Regions from separate parts of the Homo sapiens genome. Here all the other regions are linked to region 2. The links are chromatin loops, found by intact Hi-C in ENCODE. Cell type or tissue: heart right ventricle. All regions are shown on one strand. Region 1 overlaps DCTN2 (dynactin subunit 2). Region 2 overlaps R3HDM2 (R3H domain containing 2). Region 3 overlaps R3HDM2 (R3H domain containing 2).

Evidence for each region. Peaks named below come from ENCODE experiments on the same cell type or tissue, not always from the same donor. Only the 100,000 strongest peaks of a DNase experiment are listed, where the experiment ranks them.
Region 1: it touches region 2 in a loop (6-fold over the local background); 1 of 110 quality-filtered maps calls a loop at or near these places.
Region 3: it touches region 2 in a loop (1.8-fold over the local background); 1 of 110 quality-filtered maps calls a loop at or near these places.

The regions. Positions count from the first base shown.
Region 1 is chr12:57,533,326-57,541,325 of GRCh38, reverse strand. It overlaps DCTN2 (dynactin subunit 2), which reads left to right. Exons shown (of 14, transcript NM_001261413.2): 3 at 5,481-5,577; 4 at 5,781-5,842; 5 at 6,172-6,270; 6 at 6,874-7,034; 7 at 7,229-7,373. Among named protein-coding and RNA genes, the nearest start is that of DCTN2, 9.9 kb to the left of the region's middle. In heart right ventricle, no CTCF peak of the experiment used is centred here; no DNase peak of the experiment used is centred here.
Region 2 is chr12:57,414,283-57,422,282 of GRCh38, reverse strand. The region is part of intron 1 of R3HDM2 (R3H domain containing 2); the gene reads left to right. It also overlaps the pseudogene RNU6-879P. Among named protein-coding and RNA genes, the nearest start is that of R3HDM2, 13 kb to the left of the region's middle. RefSeq lists a silencer at 1,751-1,951. In heart right ventricle, no CTCF peak of the experiment used is centred here; a DNase peak (open chromatin) is centred at 3,891; H3K27ac peaks cover 1,229 bases.
Region 3 is chr12:57,337,055-57,345,054 of GRCh38, reverse strand. All of the region lies in intron 2 of R3HDM2 (R3H domain containing 2), which reads left to right. Among named protein-coding and RNA genes, the nearest start is that of STAC3, 90 kb to the right of the region's middle. In heart right ventricle, no CTCF peak of the experiment used is centred here; DNase peaks (open chromatin) are centred at 2,576 and 4,774; H3K27ac peaks cover 3,381 bases.

The DNA.
Region 1 (8,000 bases), 120 kb before region 2:
CATCTGCCATCTCGCATGCAATGCTCTGCCACTGTGCTATTGTTGTAGCTAATCGTTTTAAATTCCAGTGAGTCCCTGGCTGGGTCACTGAGGGGCCTGCTGGCCTTATGTTTAAAGATCATTAATCAAGGGTTAGAAACAGCTATGATCCATGAATCATTGTCTCTTCCCCTTGTGAGGTCTGCAGAGTAAAACTGTCCAGTGGAGGATGGGATAGAAGCATGGAGGCTTTAAATGTTTTTGAACATGAGGCATTTAGGGGCTGGAGTTAGAAGGCAGTTTCCTTTCTCCTCCTCAGACTAAGATCAAATGAAGATTTTTTTATGGAATGACTTTTAGCTATTCTAGACAAGGATAGAAAACAAAAGGGATGACAGCCACAGTCCTCAGTTCTTGGCTGTATGTGGATTATCTCTGGGAAAAACTCATTTTAATATTCCCCTATGCTAGGTCTTTAGAGAAATGTAAATGGGATGAGAAGGAGGTTTATATGCAATTGTAAGATAACTTGGATTATTTGTGCTTTTGTGAGTCTTTCTGTTTCTGCACCCCTCCTTTTGAAATGGATGGATGGTCAGCAATATATTGATCCATCCCGGACAGTTTTACTCTACAGCTCTGTCCATCTTCCTTGTCATCATGGTTTTGAAGTACCCTGGCTGCAGTGTTGGCGTACAGCCTGAATAGGCTCAGAGAGTAACAGTGGCCACTTTCCCTGTCTGATTTAGAACCTCAGATCTTGCCCTCTGAGGCACAGCCACTTAGCCAAACAGCCCTGGGGGGTCTGGGAGTCCCTTAGTGAAAGAGACTGGGAGTCACGTACTAGGTAAGCTGGCACCCGGGGCCAGGGCACTTGAAATCTTCCAATCAAGGTGACTAGTACTACTCCAGGTTATGCAGGAATCATGCCTAAAATCTCATCAACCTTCAACCCACCCATAGGACAGACCTGGAGGTGGTATATACTATCTGCAAACTAATATACCACTTTTCCTTTTATTTGATTTTCTGTCCTCCCTATTCTGCCCAATCCGCATGGTTTGAAATTGAGCTTATGGCCCATTGTCTTCTTTCTCTCCTTGAGTTTCTCCCAAGCTGGTTTTAGCTTGGTGGGACAAATCAGAGAAAGGTATAGTGTGTGTACTTCTCCTTTGTGTTTGCATGTTTGCACTTATGGGTGCTTACACCCACTCTATGCAGAGACATCCCAGCCTCGACCACAGGATCTGGAGCCACCTCTACCCTGAGCTGAAAGAGGAATTTTTTTTTTTTTTTTGAGACAGTCTCACTCTGTCACCCAGGCTGGAGTGCAGTGGCATGATCTCAGCTCACTGCAACCTCCGCCTGCCGGGTTCAACTGCAACCTCCACCTCCCGGGTTCAAATGATTCTCCTGCCTCAGCCTCCCGAGTAGCTGGGATTACAGGCGTCCACCACCATGCCTGGCTAATTTTGTATTTTTAGTAGAGATGGGGTTTCACCATGGTGGCCAGGCTGGTCTCGAACTCCTGACCTCAAGTGATCCACCCACCTCGCCCTCCCAAAGTGCTGGGATTACAGATGTGAGACACCGTGCCTGGTGGAAAGAGGAATCTTGGCTGGGACCCTAGCATCGTCTAGGGAACAGAGAGGTTGTGATTAAGAGGTATCTGGATGAAATCTTGGTGAAAGGAAGCACTTGTTTTTAATCCCACCATGGTTTTTCATATGCATACAACCATCCTCAACCATCTGCCCATCAGCAGAGCTCCTAGAAAGGCAGGACATACCACTGGATATCCCCTTCTGGCAGTTCTAAACCAGCCTTGCCCGGAAGTGGGAGCCTTATCTATGTGGCCCAGACTCAAATAAGGCCTCTTGGAAATACTCTCACCCTTCCCCTTTGTTTACCCTCCAACCCCTGTGAATCTTGTGAACAGAGGGTTGAAGAAACATGTTCTGCACATGTGCTAGTACCTGTGAATCTTGATGTCCCCTGGACCCTCTGTGTAAGTACATCATGGCAGAATTGCTCTAGATCCTTCGGAGCTGCAGGGTGAGTTACCAGCCACTCAAGGTGGAGGCAAACATGCCAGGCTGCACAAGGGACCAGGAGCAGCTCTGCCTCTTCCCTTGCAGGAGGAAATGAGAACGGGGCTATACTTAGGTACTTCATCATTCCTTTAACTCACCATCTGTACCTGACATATTTTGTTTTGTCTCACCTAAAGTCATATCAGACTTCCTACCTGATCACTCTCATTGTGACTGATTCTGCCATCCAAATGTCTAATTTTTCACAGCTAGAGAAACTAAGAGATAGGAAGACAAGGGCCATGAACTAAGAAGGGGAACTCCTCTCCTGAGAATTATTGACCCTCTATCAGCTACAAGTCTAAGAATTTCTAACTTCTGCTTCATCTTCTACCATTTCTAATAGCTTCCCCACCACCTCAGCCTTCTCTCCCCAGTTTCTTATTCCATGCCACTGGCTGGTAACATCTAACTCCTAGTTTTCAGATGATCCTAAACTGCTGCTGTTAATGGCAAAGCTTCATGACATCCTCACCACCAGAGGGAAAAGGGTCTCATGCTCTTCTTTCTCTTGGGGTATATGGTGACCCCAGCTGAAATTTCTTGGCCCCTAAATTTCGCTAGGCTCCCCTGGGGCCCTGTGGTGCAGTGTGTTGGAAGACTGTCATGTAGTGCATGTGACAATTTGCTAATAACAATTTTGTCTTTTTTTTCCCTCCCTCATCCCCATTCCCCCACTCCCTTTCCTTTTAACTCTTTTGATTTTCTCACCTCTGGGGAAACCACAAGGAGCTGGTAAGAAGCCTGACCTTTCATCTGCTTTTTAACGGGGTGTGCTATGATGAGCAGTTGTTTCTCTGTCCTTTAGACTCTACTAAATCTTTCATTCATCTATTCAGTCCCACACCCAGCCTTTTCCTATCTCACAAGTCACTGTAATTATACTGCCCCCAACTCATGCCCCAGATCTTCAAGACACTGCTGGAGTAGGTGCTACTGGAGGACTAGAGTGTGCTCCCGGGCCACAGCCTTGGAGAGGCTCCAGAGGATGCCAGCGCCAGGTAGCCCAACTGGCCCAGGACACTCTCCCACAGCAGGAATGAAAATGCTCTCTGTCCCTGTGACTGTCCAGAACCTCTGAGACTCACCGTCTATGTGTTGACCCTCTTCTACTCCCCGCTTTCCCTACTTAGGAACGTAAATAAGAAAGTAGGTTCCATCTGCATAGTGCCCGCCCATAATAAGGGCTTAACAAATGGTAGCTATGATTAATTTTTTTCCTGGGTCTGTAGGTTATGCCTCCCATTCCTCTTTTTTAAGAGGATTAAACAAAAGAGGATGGGTGGGATTGGCCTGGATTGGGGCTTTCACAGGGAGAAGTGGCATATTCCTGAGTATGAACTTCAGAGAAGATGGTTGTCTATCCTTAGCCTGAGCCCTTCCCAGTTGATAAGAGGCCAGAGATCACACAGCTATTAGATGGGTGGGTGTTCTGGCCGTAACATTTCAGAACAGGTTAAAGAGATAATCATTTGGGACTCAAATGTCTCTCCCCCCGGGCACTTGCATATGGGACATTGAGTCCTTTTGTTTTCCCTTGATCTATAGCTCTTACCCCTCTGCCCAGTAATTCCCTGAGGAAGAGGTAAAGATCAAAGTTGATACTTTGTCCTTTCCTTCCTTCTTCCCTTATTTTTAAAGCTGTCACCCACACTGATTCCTGCTCTAATAGCAGAGCAGAGATGAAGGAAGGAGCTTCCTTCTATCTGCTTTTCTTTCTCAATGATGTCCCACCATGTCCCCCTCACACCCTCTCCCCACATACCTACACACAGGCAGAGATTCTCAGTCCTGGCTGTAGGTTAGAATCACCTGGATATCTGGCCCTACCCCAGAATAATTCATTAGAATCTCTAGAAGTGGGCCCAGGCCTTTTTTTTTTTTTTTTTTTCTTTTCTCTCTCTCTCTTTTTCTTTTTTTGAGACAGGGTCTCACTCTGTTGCCCAGGCTGGAGTGCAGTGGCATGATCTCTGCTCACTGCATCCTCCACCTGCCAGGCTCAAGTGACCCTTCCACCTCAGCCTCCTGAGTAGCTGGGACCACAGGCACGTGCCACAATACCCAGCTATTTTATATTTTTTGTAGAGTTGGGGTTTCCCTATGTTGCCCAGGCTGGTCTTGAACTCCTGAGATCCACCCGCCTTGGCCGAACTTTGGGAGGCCGAGGCGGGTGGATCACTTGGAATTAGGATCCTCCCAAAGTGCTGGGACTACAGACAGGCTTGAGCCACCATTGCCCGGCTGTCTATTTAAAAAAAAAAAAAAATTATAAGTGATTCTAACATGCAGCCTGGGGTGAGAACCATTGTTCTAGGTGAAAGAAGGAAGGCTCATTTTGCCTTCCTCCCATAGAAGGTAGAGATGTCATCCCCAACAGAAAAGGACTCCTGGGTCTCCCTCCTACTTCCATCAGTACTCTGTTGGGAGCTGTCAGGCTTCTGACAATTGAAAAAGGGACATGCAGTCAGGAGTGCTTGGTGCAGTCTTGGTGTTGTCACTGGAATCTGAACAGCATGTAGATATCTAGTAAGGAGGGAACCTCTCTGCTTCAGTTTCTAGGGTGAAGTCTCTTTCACCGCCTACTTGTGTCCCCTGTTTTTGGAAGAGCTTCAGTGCTTAAAGCATAGCAGAGGAGTCAGGGAGAAAAATCAGGTGCTGCAGCGTCTCTGAAGAGATGCTGGTTTATCTCCATTTCAGAGCTTACATGTGGCTCTTGCCCATGGATACTCTTGGCAAGCAGATATTGCCTATGTTTGTTGCTTCTAAGATGTCCCATAAAGATAATCCAGTAAGCCCTTGCCCCTTCTCCCTGTCCCTGAGTTCGCTGGCCTCATGGCAGCCTGGAAATCAGGCTTCTGGTCAGGCCCTCTGTCGGCCTTCTTTTTGTACTAAGAGCTTGTGTCTTACCTTCAACAGGTTTAAAGTCCTAATATTCACACTCAGTGTTAGTGGCCTGATTATCTGCCTTCCCTCCTCTTTCCTTCTAGCAAGGATGGGAGGTTAGCATTAAAATGGACTTGCTCAGCGGGCAAGATTTACTTTTGGGAGGGGGAGGTTAAAAGAGGTCAGGTTGGTTTCTTGCCTTGAGTGCATGGCGTGTGCCAGACAACTGGGAGGGGTAGCATGGGGGGATGGGAAGGCTTATGTACAGAGAGGGTGGGGAGGTTATGCTCCCTCTGCTCCCAGTTGAATGAGGGTGTTAATATTTATACAACTGAGGCTCCAAATTTACCAGGAAGCTTCAGTTTCCTAGGTTAAGCCTGGGTAGGCGCCTTGGAATAGAGCCACCCTTCTTTCCCCTTGGACAAGTAGGGCCCAGTCACCTAATGGTTTGGGGATTTTGTGGGGTAGAGTAAGTTCTAGAGTGGGAATGAGTGTGTCCCTGGCCTAAACTACCTGTTCTTGCAGGAGGAGCTGACAAGCACAAGTGTGGAACACATCATTGTCAATCCTAATGCTGCCTATGACAAGTTCAAGGACAAGAGAGTGGGGACAAAGGGACTTGGTGAGACTGGGCTGGAAGCTGGGTGGGGGGAAGACTGGAGGATAAGCATGAGAAGTGGTTTCCTGTCCTAAAGTCTTAGTGAGTTGTGCTTGGGGGAAGGGGTCCCTCATGGAGATATTTTATGGAAGCCCTCACAGTCACCTGAGACCATGACTGCCTTGGGCCTAGATCAGGCCCTCAGTTCCATCTTCTTTTCTTGGCAGATTTCTCAGATCGTATTGGAAAAACCAAGAGGACAGGATATGAATCTGGAGAATATGAGATGGTTTGTTGTGTGTGTGTGTGTGTTGATGGGAATGGTGTAGTGACCCTATCTAGCAGACATGTAGTAGGGAGATCAAGGGATACAGGCGGGATTCTGTTCCTCCTCTGTTCCTGAGGAAGCAGCAGGATGCAGCCAGGGAAACTCTGCCCTACTGCTGTTTGTTCTGGAGAGCCTCCAGCCCTCTAGCTGTCCTCAGTTCTTTGGTACTAGGGTGTTGTGGATTCTCAATTGGATATGATACCTTTATGACTTAGGCCCAGGGTGTGGATGAATTCTTGAGGCTCCCTGTAATGAGACATATAACATTACCCTCTGTGCCTGCTCTCTAGCTTGGAGAGGGTCTGGGAGTGAAGGAGACACCCCAGCAAAAGTACCAGCGCCTACTGCATGAGGTCCAAGAGCTGACAACTGAAGTTGAAAAAATCAAGGTAACTACAAACTCTCTTCTCCCTTCTCTGCTGTGACTTACACAGTAGAGGAAGACCTCAAGCAAGAAGAGAAAGATTCCCTGCCTGGCTGGGTGCGGTGGCTCACGCCTATAATCCTACCACTTTGGGAGGCCGAGGCAGGCGGATCACCTGAGGTCAGGAGTTCAAGACCAGCCAGGCCAACATGATGAAACCCCATCTGTACTAAAAAAATACAAAAACTTAGCCAGGTGTGGTGGCGCATACCTGTAATCCCAGCTACTCGGGAGGCTAAGGCAGGAGAATTGCTTGAACTCGGAGGCGGAGGTTGCAGTGAGCCCAGATCATGCCACTGCACTCCAACCTGGGTGACAGAGCGAGACTCCATCTCAAAAAATGAAAGAAAGAAAGATTCCTTAAGCTCCTGGATAAAGGGGCTAAGGTTTCCAGAGTTTACAAATATGCATCCATCTGTATGCAGTGCTACATACAGGTGGGCAGTCTGTCATGCTGAAAACCATCCCAGTGACCTCCAGCTACAACTACCTTTAAAGGGCTTGACCTATTTTTTTGCTTCTTGATTCATTCTTGCCATCCCCCGATTTCTACCTTTTTTCATACTAGACGACAGTGAAGGAGTCAGCCACAGAGGAGAAGCTGACCCCTGTGTTGCTGGCTAAACAGCTGGCAGCCCTGAAGCAGCAGCTGGTTGCTTCCCACCTGGAGAAGCTGCTGGGACCAGATGCTGCAATCAACCTTACCGACCCCGATGGCGCCCTGGCTAAGTGGGTACCCTACTTTGTTGAAAAATCATTGCTGACTGGGGTTGTGGATGGACTCAGCCAGCTACTGACAGGGGTGCTAAGTGGCAGAGAAGTGGCTTAGATGTTTCTTAATGCTGATTATGAGGCAAAAGTGAGGGAGAGTGACTGGCCCTTCTCCTTCCAGTCATGATATTATTACTCGGTCTCCTAACTAGGCGCCTACTACTGCAGCTGGAAGCAACAAAGAACAGCAAAGGGGGATCAGGGGGAAAAACCACTGGGACCCCCCCAGATAGCAGCCTTGTCACTTATGAACTACATTCTCGGCCTGAGCAGGACAAGTTCTCTCAAGCTGCCAAAGTAAGTGTGGATACAGTGTTGGTTGGGAAGCCAAGGGGAGATGTGACCCTAGAGATTTTCCTGCCTCTCTCCAAGGAGAGGGTGCTGGGAAGGCTTCTGATTCCTCTGATTCCTCTTGATTGATTCCTCTTTTGATTCCTGATTCGTTGTTCTCTATGTTTCTTTCTTTTTTTTTTTTTTTTGAGACGGAGTCTTGCACTGTTTCCCAGGCTGGAGTGCAGTGGCGCAATCTTGGCTCACTGCAAGCTCCGCCTCCCGGGTTCACGCCATTCTCCTGCCTCAGCCTCCTGAGTAGCTGGGACTACAGGCACCTGCCACCACGCCCGGCTCATTTTTTGTATTTTTGGTAGAGATGGGGTTTCACCATGTTAGCCAGAATGGTCTCGATCTCCTGACCTCGTGATCCGCCCGCCTCGGCCTCCCAAAGCACTGGGATTACAGGCGTGAGCCACCGCGCCCGACCTCATTCTCTATGTTTCCCTCGCCCATCTACCTTTGGTTAGGATTTTAAGATTGTGGCTAGGTATGTATTCCAGGGAAAGGAATCCCTTGGGGTGGTGAGTGGCAGGCAGAGTAGAGCAGGATCGTATTCCTCCCATTGCAGCAGCAGGGAAGCAGATGGCAAAT
Region 2 (8,000 bases):
CTGAAGGATTTACTTTTTAAAAATATCTCTTATAGCAATTTGGAGACTGGATTGGAAAATAGACTGGAATTAGGGAGTCCAGTTTAGGGAGGATCACAATAATCTAGATAAGAAATAGGGTCTAAAGTAGTCATGCAAGTGCAGAGGGATAGATGGACTCAAAATTTTTTTTTTTTTTTTTTTTTTTTTGCTAGGCGGAGTCTCCCTCTGTCTCCCAGGCTGGAGTGCAGTGGCACATTTCGGCTCACTGCAACCTCTGCCTCCCGGGTTCAAGCGATTCTCCTGCCTCATCCTGAGTAGCTGGGATTACAGGTGCACGCCACCACACCCGGCTAATTTTTGTATTTTTAGTAGAGATGGGTTTCACCATGTTGGTCAGGTTGGTCGTGAACTCCTGATCTTAGGTGATCCGCCCCCCTTGGCCTCCCAGAGTGCTGGGATTACAGGCATGAGCCACCATGAGATATTTAATAGATAGGCTGGGTGTAGTGTCTCACACCTATAATCCAGCACTTTGGGAGGCTGAGGTGGGAGGATCTCTTGAGCCCAGTTCGAGACTAGCCTGGGGCAACTTAGTGAGAACCTGCCTCTAAAGAAATATAAGAAAAATTAGCTGGGCCTGGTGGCACACACCTATAGTCCCAGCTATTTGGGAGGCTGAGGTGGGAGGATTACCTAAACCTGGGAATCAAGGCTGCAGTAAGCCACAATCCCACCACATTGCACTCCAGCCTGAGCAATAGAGTGAGACCCTGTCTTTTACTACCCTTGATCTTAGCCAAAAGGCAGAGAAGTGATGACCCTGTCTTTAAAAAAAAAAAAAAAAAAAAAAGAGCTGGGTGTGGTCGCTTACGCCTGTAATCCCAGCACTTTGGGAGGCTGAGGTGGGCGGATCACCTGAGGTCGGGAGTTGGAGACCAGCTTGACCAACATGGAGAAACCCATCTCTACTAAAAATACAAAATTAGCCGGGAGTGGTTGTGCATGCCTGTAATCCCAGCTACTCGGGAGGCTGAGGCAGGAGAATTGCTTGAATCTAGTAGGCGGAGGTTGCTGTGAGCCGAGACACCAGCCTGGGCAACAAGAGCAAAACTCTGTCTCAGAAAAAAAAAAAAAAAAAAGAATCTGTTAGACATGGAGATGTGTACATGCGTGATTGACAAAGCTACAGAGCAAGAGAGAGGATAATAGTGGTAATGAGAAGGATGAGCTCTTGGATGACTTCTAGTTTTCTGGGTTCCATGCTAAGGTGGATAGTGACTTCCATTTATAAATTAGGGAATATAGGAAGATGCACGTTTGGGAACAAAAGATGAGATGTTTGGTTTTTGAATGGTTGAATTTGAGGTACCTGTGGAACCATATGGAAATGCCTGCTAGGTAGTTGGATATACCAGTCCAGAGTCAGAGAAGTTGGGACTGGAGAGAGATTTGGGAGTCAGCAGTATAGTAGTATATACGTTGTAGTTGAAGTGATGGTTTGGGTCAGCTAAGAGGCATGTTGAGACTGAAGAGCTGCAGGCTGAGGAGAGGACTTAGAGAACACTGGTAGTTAAAGGTGTGACTGGTGGAAGTGGAGCCCCAGAAGAAATCTGAGGAGGCCTAAAGATAGATGGAAAACTAGTAAAGCCTGGGCGCAGTGGCTCACGCCCGTAATCCCAATACTATGGGCCTAGGCGAGAGGATTACTTGAGGCCAGGAATTTGAGACCAGCCTGGGCAATATAATGAGACCTCATCTCTATTAAAAAAAAAAAAAAAAAAGAAAACCAGTAAAGTGTGTGTAATGAGAAGTAGGAGGAGTTTCAAGGAGGAGGAAGGCAGTAGTATCACAGGTGGTAGAAAGACCAAGTAGGATAAGGACAGAAAATAACTCACTGGATTTGACAGTCAGGTCATTGGTGTCTTCAGTGAGAGCAGGGTCATTAGAATGATGATAACATTTTGAGGAATAAATGGGAGGAGAGAAAAAACAAACTTTGTCTTTCAAGATGACTGCAAAGAGATGGAGAGAGAGGACAGTAATTAGAGGGAATGTGCAAGGAAGAGTTTTTTAAGATGACAAACTCGAGCATATTTATATATACAGGAGAATGAACAAGACAATACAGAGCCATGATAACAGAATGAAGTTCTTGAGCCTGCAGAGAAGATGCAATCTAAAGTAGGGGTAGAATTATTATCCCCTTCATTAAGAGAAGGAAAAGGTCAGGAAAGGGGTGGGGAGAAATGTTTGGTATCTAAACAAAGGAATTTGAGAGAGTTTCTGCCTTATGACCTTTATATTACTTGTGATGTAGGAGACTTATTTTTTTGGGTCAGGGAGCTGATGTCTTAGCGTAAGGCAGGTTGGTTGAATAGGGGCCTTGAGAAGAGAGGCAAGTTCGAATAGCTGTTGAGAGAGTGGGAGAGATAGCTGCTGAGGGTACTTGTATGGCTAGGCAGGCAAAGATATCATGGGGTAGTGTAAAGGTGGGGGAGCATTTCAAGCAGATACAATAGCCTGGGCAAAGACCTAGAGGTATTAAAGAATATGGTATGAGGCTGGGCACGGTGGCTTACACCTGTAATCCTAGTGCCTTGGGAGGTCAAGGCGGGAGAATTACATCATGTCAGGAGTTTGAAAGCAATCTGGGCAACATTGTGAGACACCCACCTCTACCAGAAGTTAAAGCAATTAGCTGGATGTGGTGGCATGCACCTTTTATCCCAGCTACTTGAGAGATAGGTGGGAGGATCACTTGAGCCCAGGAGTTTGAGGTTGCAGTGAGCTATGATTGCACCACTGTACCCCAGGCTGGTCAACAGAGTGAGACCCTGTCTCTAAAAAAAAAAAAAGATGGCCAGATACAGTGGCTCATGCCTGTAATCTCAGCACTTTGGGAGGCTGAGGCGGGCAGATCATGAGATCAGGAGTTCAAGACCAGCCTGGCCAACCTGATAAAACCCTGTCTCAACTAAAAATACAAAAAATTAGCCAGGCATGGTGGCACTTGCCTGTAATCGTAGGTGCTGGGGAGGCTGAGGCACAAGAATCTCTTGAACCCTGGAGGCGGAGGTTGCAGTGAGCCGAGATCACTCCACTGTACTCCAGCTTGGGTGACAGAGCAAGAATCCGTATCAAAAAAAAAAAAAAAAAGGAAAGGAGAATATGGATGGTATATATGGGGCAGTATTTTGAATGACTGAAGAGAAAGATATATTTAGGGCCTGATTTTATGGTGGGCTTTACAAGCTATATTAAGAAATTTGGCATATGAGACAAAGGTGAACTGAAGATTTTTAATCAGAGAAATGAAATGATTATTTTGTATTTTACAAAGGAAACTGGCAGCAATTTGAAGAAATACTTATACTGGATTTAGAGTAGAGGGAGTGACACTGGTTAGGAGGCTATTGTAGTCTATATAAGAGATACTGAGGCCGAGTGCAGTGACTCATGCCTGTTATCCCAGGACTTTGGGAGGTTAAGGCGGGCAGATCACCTGAAGTCAGAGTTTGAGATCACTATGGCCAATATGGTGAAACCCCATCTCTACCAAAAATACACACAAAAAATTAGCTGGGCGTGGTGGTGGGTGCCTGTAATCCCAGCTACTGGGGAGGCTGAGGCAGGAGAATCACTTGAACCGGGGAGACAGAGGTTGCGGTGAGCTGAGATCGCACCACTGTACTCCAGCCTGGACGACAGAGACTCCATTTACAAAAAAAAAAAAAAAGAAGATATCAAAGTCAGGGTAGCCTAGAGTATGCTGGGTAAAAAACAGTCTCCATATCTCAGTAGCTTGAAACAATTAGTTTCCTTTCCACTGTCACTACATGTCCATCAAAGATAGGCTAAAGACTTTTAGTTGTACAAGGACAAAGACCAACGGCAGCCTGCGCAACCACCGTTGGGAATATTGCCAGTTGCTCTGCTGAAGGCAAAAGAAAGCTCTGGAGGCCTTGCCCCGTTAACTAAATGTTCTGCGCAGAAGTAATGAGAATAGAGGAGAGGAATCAGAGCTGAAAAGAGCAGATGAATGTGAGATGGTTCCAGAATTTGGAGATTGTTTAAATGTGGGAAGAGGGGAGGAATTGTGGATGGATGACGCTCAGGTTTGTGTCTTGGGCAAACTGGGTGGTGTTGCTTACTGAGATAAGAAAAGGGTAGGTTTGGGATTAGAGGAAATGTTGGTAGAGAGTTCACTTTTGGAAATGTCTAGCAGCTAGTTGTCTAAATGGATCTGGAGTGCTAGAGAGAGGCAGGGGTATTTAGATTTGGAAGTAGTCTCCACAAGAAGGTTTAATCTGTGATAGGGAACAGGGTTACTCAGGGCAAACTTAAGAAAGTGATAGGAGAGTTGACATCGAGCCCCAGGAAATACCAGAATTTTAGGAACACTCCTGGCCTGATAGCATTGGATTTTAATGTTAAGATTGACATTTTTGGGACCAAGGTAGCCTATGCCCATTCCTGACAGATAACCCAGTAATATTTTGAGGAAGGAGCAAACATAAGCTGGTAAGCTACATTTCCCATCACGTGCTATATTCTTTAGAGAATGTTAGTTCTCACTTACTTGTGCCAGTGGAGGACTGTTATTGGTCCTTGGATGGAATGCATTATAATTCTTTGATTTTGGATATATTTGGCAAAAATTTTGACAGTGACCTGTAAGTTGCCAAGACATACAAAAAAAGAACAAATAATGTGATAATGTCATGGGAGTATAGTAACAAATTATACATATTAGATCATTTAATCCTCAGAATAATAATCCTCATGGAATAGTATTGTATTATTCCCATTTCACAGTGAGGCTTAGGGAAGTTAGGTTAGATTATATGACCATCATCATGTGGCCAGGATATAAACCCAGTTTCATGTGGAAGTCTCTCTCTTTTTTTTTTTTTTTTGAAATGGAATTTTGCCCCGTAGCCCAGGCTGGAGTGCAGTGGCGGGATTTCTACTCACTGCAACATCCGGTTCCTGGGCTCAATCGATTCTCCTGCCTCAGCCTCCCAAGTAGCTGGGATTACAGGCCTAATTTTGTATTTTTAGTAGAGATGGGGATTTACCATGTTGGTCAGGCTGGTCTCAAACTCTTGACCTAAGGTGATCCACCCACCTTGGCCTCCCAAAGTGCTGGGATTACCTAGGCTTTTTTTGTTTTTGTTGTTGTTGAGACAGAGTCTCATTCTGTCGCCCAGGCTGGAGTGCAGTGGTGGGATCTCGGCTCACTGCAACCTCCGCCTCCTGGGTTCAAGCAATTCTCTTGTCTCAGCCTGCCTCAGCTTCCTGAGTAGCTGGGACTACAGGTGCCCGCCACCACGCCTGGCTAATTTGTATTTTTAGTAGAGATGGGGTTTCACCATGTTGGCCAGGCTGGTCTTGATCTCCTGACCTCATGACCTGCCCTCCTTGGCCTCCCAAAGTGCTGGGATTACAAGTGTGAGTCACCATGCCCAGCTGGCTTTTTTTTGTGGGGCGGGGGGGACAGAGTCTCACTCTGTTGCCCAGGCTGGAGTGCAGTGGCGCAGTCTCAGCTCACTGCAACCTCCGCCTCTCAGATTCAAGTGATTTTCCTGCCTCATCCTCTCGAGTAGCTGGGACTACAGGCATGTGCCACCACTGCCGGCTAATTTTTTGTATTTTTAGTAGAGACAGGGTTTCACCTTGTTGCCCAGGCTGGTCTTGAACTCCTGGGGCTGAATCAGCCCTTCTCATCCTCCCAGTGTTAGGATTGCAGGTGTGAGTCATTGTGCCTGGCCTGAAGTCTGTGCTTTTAACCCTCATCTCAAATTGCCTTTTAGGACAGGGCAAGTTTCTATTGGGCAGCCAAGTATTTTGGTTAATGTTGCTTCTTGTTCTTTTTGGCTCCAACATTTTATTTAGAAGAATTTCAAACCTATAGGAAAGGTAGAGGAATGATACAGTGGACACTGGTATGACATTTACCTGTATTTACCAATTGATAATATTTTGCCACATTTGTATGTTTGTTCTCTCCCTTCCTCTTTTTCTCTTCCTCTCTCCCTCTCACTTTTTCCCTCTCCTCTCTTTGCTCCCTCCCTACATACATAGTACACACACAGTTTTTTGTGTTACTGTATATTAGGAATTTTTATTCACGTATTAGGAAATAAATTACAGACATCAGGATACCTCACTCCATAATTTCTTAAGCATGTATCACCTGAGAACAGTGGTGTTTTCCACAATACCATTATTAAGTTCACTATCACATTCAAAATATTTTACAGTGATATAATAATATTATAAACAGTCCATATTTAAATTTCTTCAGTTATCTCAACATGCTTTACAACTTACCCCCACAATCCTGGATTCCTTCAAGGAACATGTGTTGCATTTAATTGTTGTATGTTTGTAGTCTCTTTTAACCTAGAGCAGTTCTCTTCTGTTTTTTTTGTTTTTCATGTCATTAATATTTTTGAAGTGTCCAGGCCGATTGTTTTGAAGAATGTTGTACAATTTGAATTTGTCATGATTAGATTCAAGTCAAATATACTTGGCAAGAATACTACCCAGGTGATGTTGTGTGCACATAATGTGACTTTATCTCATTATTGATAATGTTAACTTTGATCACTTGGTTAAATTGATGTCTGCTTGGTTAAATTGAAGTCTGCTTGGTTAAATTGATATCTGCTAGATTTCTTCATTGTAAAGGAATCTTTCTGCTTTTTTTTTTTTTTTCCACCCCTGGCCTTGTGATGTTGGATCCTTTTCCTTTGGTAAAAATTAAGAAACAGCTGTGGGATGATACTTTTAAGATTTTGGGTCTCTTTTCCTCCACAACCTTTTACCCAGTGACATTAGCATCCATTGATGATCCTTGTCTGAAGCTGTTGTACTAGTGGTTTCTTTTTTCCTTTTTTAATAGAATGCTTCATTAATTTGCATGTTATCCTTGGTCAGGGGCCATGCTAAATCTTCTCTGTATCAGTCCAATTTTAGTATATGTGCTGTGGAAGCGAGCACCACTGGTGCTTTGAATATGTTGATTTTCACATTCTCTCATTCCCTCTGCATTTACGGCTGGTATTGTTCTAAAGAGAAGAGCTTTTCTCCTCCCTTATGTTTTTGAGGATAACTATAGATTTGATAGTTCAAAAAAATTCAACAAGTTACAATCCATTACTGTTAGTATTAAAAGTACCAATAATATTCATTATTAGAAATATAAAAATTGTCTTAAATTTGATTCGAAGGGGCTTGAGGGAGCTCCTTCAAGCTGGCTGCTTTGTCCTTTTGACATCCCTGTCATGTTTTGAGCACTTCCTTACACTCTGGCACAACAAGGGGTTCTGCGCTCACTTTGTATTTTACTTGCCCCAGACCTAGAATCAATTGTTTCTTTAAGGAATCCTGATTCCTTGAATGGGGAATGGTTCCTATAAAGAGAAATTGCTTCTCATTCTTTTCTTTTGTATTTTTTTTTTTTTGACAAAGTTTTGCTCTTGTCACCCAGGCTGGAGTGCAGTGGTGTGATGTTGGCTCACTGCAACCTCCTCCTACTGGGTACAAGTGATTCTCCTGCCTCAGACTCCCGAGTAGCTGGGATTCAAGGCACTTGCCATGCCCAGCTAATTTTTGTATTTTTAGTAGAGATGGGGTTTTGCCATGTTGGCCAGGCTGGTCTCGAACTCCTGACCTCAGCTGAGCTGATCTCTCTGCCTCGGCCTCCCAAAGTGCTGGGATTATAGGCGTGAGACACCGCACCCGGCCTGCTTCTCATTCTTAATTCTCTGTTTTTGGTTTTTTCGTTTTTTTTTTTTTTTTTTTTTTTTAATGGAGTCTTTCTCTTTGCCCAGGCTGGAGTGCAGTGATGTGATCTCAGCTTACTGCAACTTTGCCTCCCAGGTTCAAGCAGTTCTCATGCCTCAGCCTTCCCAGTAGCTAGGATGACAGGTGCGCATCACCATGCCCAGCTAGACTAATTATTGTATTTTTAGTAGAGATGGGGTTTCACCATGTTGGCCAGGCTGGTCTCG
Region 3 (8,000 bases), 77 kb after region 2:
TGATACCAGCCTGACCAACATGGAGAAACCCAGTATCTACTAAAAATACAAAATTAGCCGGACATGGTGGTGCATGCCTGTAATCCCAGCTACTCTGGAGGCTGAGGCAGGAGAATCGCTTGAACCAGGAAGGTGGAAAGGTGGAGGTTGCGGTGAGCTGAGATTGCACCATTGCACTCCAACCTGGGCAACAAGAGCAAAACTCCATCTCAAAAAAAAAACAAAAAACAAAAAAACAGGAGAAGTTTTTTTCCTTTAGTGTTGAAATTCAGTGTTCACATTTGATACCTCTGTTGATCTGACTTCAAATTCATTGACTCTTTCCCCTGTCATTTCTGTTCTGCTGTTGAACTCATCAAGTGAGTTTTTATGTTCTGGTTGTTATATTTTCCAGTTCTAAAATTTTCATTTGATTCTTCTTTATATCCTCTGTTTCTTTGCTGAGACATTCTGTCTTTTCATTAGTTTCAAGAATGTTTGTCCTACCTTGTTGGAATATTTTTGTCATGTGAGGTTGTTAATTTCAACATTTGCATCATCTTCTTGTTTTGACTGTTCATCTCTTTTCTTATACAAATTCAAATTATCTTGATTCTTCATATGCTGGGAAATTTTAGATTGTATCCTGGAAAATTTGAATATTATGTCATGAATGTCAGGGTCTTCTTTAAATCCTGTGGTGAATATTGACTTTAATTTTAGCAGACATTCAACCTGGTTGTGTTCAACTTCAAGTTCCGTGCAGCTTTTCGTGAGTGATGATTCCAAAGTCTGTTCAGTTTTTGAAGGCTTTGCATTGCTATTTAGATCTGCCTTGCATGTATATCACCTACCCACTCATCTGAGATTTGGCTGATGGCTATTCTTATAGTTCAGAATGACCTTAACGTTAGGAGATACGTACTGAATTGTTTTAGGTGTGAAGAGTCATCATGAAAGCATGTCAAATAGACCTGAAAAAAATTTATATGCACATATATGCATGCACATATGTGTATACGTAAGTTTGTATATGTATCTAGGTGATTGTTGTGCTGGTTTTGCAAATTCTTTTTATGTTAGAAATTTCTCAAGTAAAAATTTCAGGGCAACAAAGAAATAAATAAAGGTCAAAAACATGTCATTCATCTGCTTAAAAACCACAAATGGCCTGTCATCTCATGAAGTGTAAAAGTTAGATTGCTTTCAGTGGTCGATTTGGCCCTGCGGGATCAGCCTTCCAACCCCCTAAGGCTTCTCATCTCACTCAGAGTAAAAGCCAGAACCTGTTTTTTTTTTTTTTTTTTTTTTAACCTTTTGTAAGACCCTTCATGAGTCTATCTCTTATTCCTAGAGCTTATCTTAGTTCCTGTCCATAGTAATAACCCAACCAGACAAGTATTTGTCTGAATGAATAAATAGATGTGTTTTTGTGACAGGTTTTATTGTTTTCATCAGGATGCCTTGACCATAGCTATACATTATTTTTTGCTGTTGCAGATCATGCACTGCCTGTAATGTTCATTACTTCCTGAGCAATAGAGATTATTACTATCCTTCCTTGGGCTCTTAAAAATTAAGATCCGAGGCTAGGCTCGGTGGCTCACGTCTGTAATCCCAGCATTTTGGGAGGCCAAGGCAGGCAGATCACCTGAGGTCGGGAGTTCGAGACCAGCCTGACCAGCCTGGAGAAACCCTGTCTCTACTAAAAATACAAAATTAGCTGGGCCTGGTGGCGCATGTCTGTAATCCTAGCTACTCGGGAGGCTGATGCAGGAGAACCGCTTGAACCGGGAGGCGGAGGTTGTGGTGAGCCAAGATCGCGCCATTGGACTCTAGCTTGGGCAACAAGAGTGAAACTCCGTCTCAAAAAAAAAAAAAAAAAAAAATTAAGACCCGAGGGTCATATCTAAGCTTGCCGTTCCAGAGCCATGTATACTTTCTCAAATAATTACTTTTCTTTCCTGGTCTCCTTTGTACCAATTTCTTTATTTTAATCTACTTATTGTCATCCCTGTACTTACACTCTCCATTACCATCCTTTTTCATCAGTTCTGTCAGTAAGATGCCTTCATGGTTTCCTTATTCCCTCATTTTATAGCCAAAGTATTTTTCCCTTCCTTTGGGGGCAAATAATAGGAAGAGGAATAGATAGCTACTGGTATCCTGTGCTGTCTGCCTTCTGCCCCAAAATGAAAAACAATTTTACTAAATATAGCTCGCTGGCAAGAAAATTCTCTATAACAAGGTTTGGTCTTAATTTTACATTTCTAAAGTCCAGCCCAGTAGCTTTTAGGCAAAGATCATATCCCTGACCTCAGTTATTTTGCAGGTGAGAAAAAGGTAAGGTAAATTTAAAGGTGAGCTTTTAATTCAATACATATTTCCAACTTGTTATTCACTAAAGAGACTATTTTGGTATTTCGACATATGTAGCAGAAAGGAGCTGCTGCTGTGTCTTTAAAAGCTATCCTCAGAGCAGTGTGGAGGCAGGCGTGCCACTGAAGTACTTGAATGAGAGCGAGAAGAGGAGGTGGGAGGGGGTGCTCTTACAGCCTCTGTGTGTGTGTGTGTGTGTGTCTGTGTGTGCCTGTGTCTGTGTCTGTGAGTGTATGTGCCAGTGTGACTGTTGGCAGAGCTCTGGATGATATCTCTCTGAACAGCTGGGCCATGGTCGGCTTCAGAGCTGCTTGTCAGAGCAGTTAGTTAGCTGGAGCTCCAGCAGCAAGGATCAGTATCATTTCATTCAAGGGTGAAGGGGGCGGGAGAGGGCTGTGGGTGGGGGAAGAGGCACAGGTTTCCCAGAAGGAATTTCTTCCGGCAAAATTCCGGCAGAACAGATCTTTACAATGAAGTCTCCATTAATAATGTGAGCTCGCTGTTGGTGTAAGTACAGATCCATCTGGGGTGAGTTTTGGATAATTTTCTTTTTTTATATAAAAGTCCTTGAACTCCACAGACTGGGTAGAAAGAAGCTATAAAGATATTTTTCTATCTTGGCTGATTTAACTGTATAGTACACACTAGGGAAATTAGAGAATTTTGAAGTGCTAAGTTTTGTGAAGGTGTTTTAGGCATTTTCATTTGCTGTTTTTTATCTTTAAAATATTATAAAAATTAGGTTTGCTAGAACTTTTACACTATTCAGATTTTACCTCTTCCATGACTATTTCAAGCAATGCTTCATTCAGATGCAGCTTATGAGAACAGTGGTGATTTCTGTTCTCTTTGGTGATGCTGTTGACGCACATTGCAGGAAGCAGGGATTCCCCTATAAATATCCTTCACTGTGTCATTACCCAGCTATCCGCACCTGGCTGGTGAATGTGCCTGTCTGTCCTATATCTTTACGTAACTATCCCCTAGTCTTTAAATGTGATAAGCCTTTGCTATGTCTGGGGAGATTTTTTGATTATGAACATCCTAGGAGGCATTTGTTAAAACCTTTTTACTAAAAAATGCCTTTTGATGTGTTGAGATTGTCACATGGATTTCTTCTGGGTTTATTTATTCTTATTTTGTATTACTTTTTCTTATAATTGGCTTGTTTTTATTTGCTGGCCTTGGCTTCTAAAGAGTGCAGAGATGGGATTCCCTCTACCTCCAGTGACGTAGTGATTTTGTTTGCAGTCTTTTTCTTCTGAGAGGGAGGGGACGGAGAGAAGGAAGAAGAAAAATCCATCTGAAGCGGTGCGTTCTTCCTTCTGTGACTTGATGTTGGTAACTGGGTGCCATTGAATAGAGCTGAAGCCAAAGTGGGATGTTTTAAAGGTGCTATAATTTTGTTTGTTTCCTTTTAAAATAGGGTCAGACCGAAGTCAGAATTGCTGAAGCAGGGTGCCTGAATTAACCCTATATGTCCTGCTGTTAATTTTACCTAATTACGTTTTCTAAATAAGGAAAGATAAAGAACTCATGAGCAGGTTTCTGGAACCAGGATCCATGAATAATTTTGGTTGAGTTTTGGATTTGGAATTTTTCTGCCTTATTTGCACAGACAGTTTGTACACTGTTTCTCAGACCTAAAAAATAGGTAGTTATGTAAAATTCCTTGACATTGTAGTTTAGAACAAAATTCTAATTTTGATGTATGTAGCTAAAGCGAAGCTTTAGGAAGAAATTGTTATATATACTCTTAGGTGTGAGCATAACAGCCCAACCCATTTTTTTTTTTTTTGGATTGAGTATCTGGGCTTCCAGTCGCTTTTCATGCAATTCCATTTTAATACCGCTGATTTCTAGAGGGCTGCAGAGGTCAGTTTGAAAAACTCAGTAAACTAGAGCCTAGGAAAATTAAGGGTTTACCTATCTGTCAATGTGTGTTTAGGTAACATATGTGGAAAAGTACCTTTAAAAATATGCTGGTTTATTTTCTGTCTTTATTTTCTCTTCTGTTCTGTGCTTTCATTTACTCTGAATTCTTTGTGTGAAGTGAAAAGAGTAATAATGTCTGCTTCTCAGCTTACATTAGGTATTCTTATTTTTCTATGATAGTTCAATTATATTAATATTTATTACAGCCATAAATGTTTCAGACCAACACAATCTATTTTTGGGGGGTGGGGTGTGGTAGGAGGAGAAAAAGGAAGATAATCCTAGGGCAAATGGAGAGAATTCTAGAAGAATAACCTATTTAGATGTTTGCCAGAGACAGGAGCTATAAGGGTTAAGGGAAATTCCACCACATCCTTGCATCTTGATATTGCAGCAAATTTGTGGATAATTTCTTGCTAGCTTTTCAGGAAACCCCTGTGGTGGACAACCCTCATTAATCGTTGCTGGGAGACTGCTCTGACGTCACTGGGAGCAGTTCCCTGTCTGCAACTAGGACAGGAATAGCCTTTGAGGGGGAAGAAAACTGCTGTGAAATTAAAAGATGACGGTTTTGTTTACTTGGTTTTCCTTTCATTTGAGGGTAGATAAGATAGACCTAAAGTCTTTCTTAAATGTTTGTCATTACCAAGGGAAAAATTGCCAAAAGTTCTTTTTATTTCAACTGGGAGTGCCTTCTTTTGAAATCTTTTATTTTCTAACCATCAAGGTTTTGGAAGAGGTCAAGGAAAAAGAAAAGCTATTGAAAGATGTTAGAGAAGTAAGATTTCTGTTTCTTTTTATCCCCTTTTCTCCCTACTTTTTTTGTTTTTTGTTTTTGGAAGAAGGAAAGATCAAGAACAACTTTTATAAATGGTTGTTTTTAGCATCACCCCGTTTGGGATAATTAAAAATGTGATATATATGTTGGAAGGACACTACTGTGCCTAAAAGTTACTATACCTACTTAATTCTCTTCTCTCTGATATCTTCCTCTCCTAGCCCACTCCCTTAACAGCTCTCACTGTTAACAGCTTCTCCTTCTCTCTCTCTCTTTTTTTTTTTTTTAGATGGAGTCTTTCTCTGTCACCCAGGCTGGACTGCAGTGGCATGATCTTGGCTCACTGCAACTTCCACCTCCCGGGTTCAAGCAGTTCTCCTGCCTCAGCCTCCCAAGTAGCTGGCATTACAGGTGCATGCCACCACATCCAGCTAATTTTTGTATTTTTAGTACAGATGGGGTTTCACCATGTTGGCCAGGTTGGTCTTGAACTTCTGACCTCGTGATCCACCCACCGGCCTCCCAAAGTGCTGGAATTACAGTCATGAGCCACCACATCTGCCAAGAGCTTCTCTTTAGAAAAAACTTACTGGTTGAATGCTTGCCCCCTGGAATTCAAATCCCAGCTTTGCCAATTGCTGCTCTGTGACCTTGGCCAAATTATTTAACGTCTCCATTTGTAAAATGGGTCAGACGTAGTGGCTTACACCTGTAATCCCAGCACCTTGGGAGGCTGAGGCGGATGGATCACTTGAGGTCAGGAGTTTGAGACCAGCCTGGCCAACATGGTGAAACCCAGTCTCTACTAAAACTACAAAAAAATTTAGCCGGGTATGGTGGCGAACACCTGTAATCCCAGCTACTGGGCAGAGGTTGCAGTGAACCGAGATCACACCTCTGCACTCCAGCCTGGGCAACGGAGCAAGACTCTGCCTTTTAAAAAGACACACACATGCACACACATTTGTAAAACGAAGACAATAATTAGTACCCACTTCCTAGGGTTGTTTTGAGGATTAAAAGAGTTAATATATACATAATAAATCTTTTAAGACAGTTCCTGGTCATTTAAAGACTTAGCATTAGCCATTATTATTAATATTTAGAAATAGAGTCCAGCCCAGGTGGCAGAATGAGACCCTATCTCTCTCTCTCTCTCTCCCTTTGAAAAAAAAAAAATGGCAGGGGGATGTACTATTTGTGTCTTCAGATCACATGTAATTTTTGAGGAAGCCATAAGAGATTTTCAAGCCATGTACGAGATTGAGTTTTTAAAATGAACATCAGGACCAGGCATTGTGGCTCACACTTGTAAGCCCAGCATGTTACTTTGGGAGGCCAGGGTGGGTGGATCACTTGAGGTCTGGGGTTCGAGACCAGCCTGGGCTATATGGTGAAACCTCGTCTCTACCAAAAATGCAAATAAATTAGCTGGGCGTGGTGGCTCACGCCTGTAGTCCCAGTTACTCGGGAGGCTGAGGCAGGAGGATCACTTGAACATATCCAACCAATATGGATACAAATTCTGTACTAATATGGAAACAAAGTTTAGAAAGAGATATCTCAAAACATCATGTTGTTAATAGCAGTTATCTCTGAGTTGTTGATCATGGGTATTTTTGTTTGTTTGTTTTCTTCTCTATAATTGTGCGTGTTGTTTTTGTTTTTGTTTTTGTTTTTGAGATGGAGCTTTGCTCTTGTTGCCCAGACTGGAGTGCAATGGTGCGATCTTGGCTCACCGCAACCTCTGCCTCCCGGGTTCAAGCAATTCTCCTGCCTCAGCCTTCTGAGTAGCTGGGAGTACAGGCATGCGCCACCATGCCCGGATAATTTTGTATTTTTAGTAGAGACAGGGTTTCTCCATGTTGGTCAGGCTGGTCTTGAACTCCTGACCTCAGGTGATCCGCCCATCTCAGCCTCACAAAGAGCTGAGATTACAGGCGTGAGCCACTGCACCCGGCCATGCGTGTTTTTTCTAAGTATAAAGAAACCTGCAGTACTTTTCTAATCATAAAAATTAAAAAATATAAAAATTTCTAGTGTTCATATCTGACAGATGAAAATTTTTAGCATTTGTTAAATTCAAATAATTGTGATGACCTGTATAACCTGGACATAGTGTTTGGAATACAGTAAATGATAGCTGCTGCTATTATTAGTTGAGAAAGATAGCTTCCTATGATTCGAGTCTGGGGCTTTCATATTGGGAGGTAACATCTCTGAGAAGATACCCTCTTCATGCACCTTCTTGTCCTTCTGAGATTAATAAATATGCTCTCTTTCTATATCTGCTAACCCAAGATCTTTACACACATACACAAGGTTATAGAACTAGAGTGCAATGTTTCGGGTTTTTTTGTTTGTTTTTTGTTTTTGCTGATGGTATAGAGGAAATTTAACGTGCAGATAGGCCTACTAGTGACTTTCTTTGCAGTGACTTAAAAAAATGCTTTAATACAATTTATGACTCCCACTGAAAGTTGCTTCTACCCCATTTTCTGAGTTGTTGCCTTAAGAATTCTTGGGAAATTTGGGCTGGGCACGGTGGCTCATACCTGCAATCCCAGCACTTTGGGAGGCCAAGATAGGCAGATCCCTTGAGCCCGAGTTCGAAACCAGCCTAGGCAAGATAGGGAGATCCAGACTCTACAAAAGAACAAAAAAAATTCAGCCAAGTGTATGGCCCTGTAGGCTCAGCTAATTGGAAGGCTGAGGCAGGAGGTCACTTGAGCCCATGAGATTGGGGCCACAGTGAGCTGAGATAGCACCACTATACTCCATCCAACCTGGGCAACAGAGCGAGACCCTGTCTCAAAACAACAACAACAACAACAACAACAACAAAAAGAGAGAAAGAGAATTCTTGGGAAATTTGAAATAGCATTCCAGAAAAGATTTTCTCAGGTTTAGGAATTTCTGAAATTCTGTC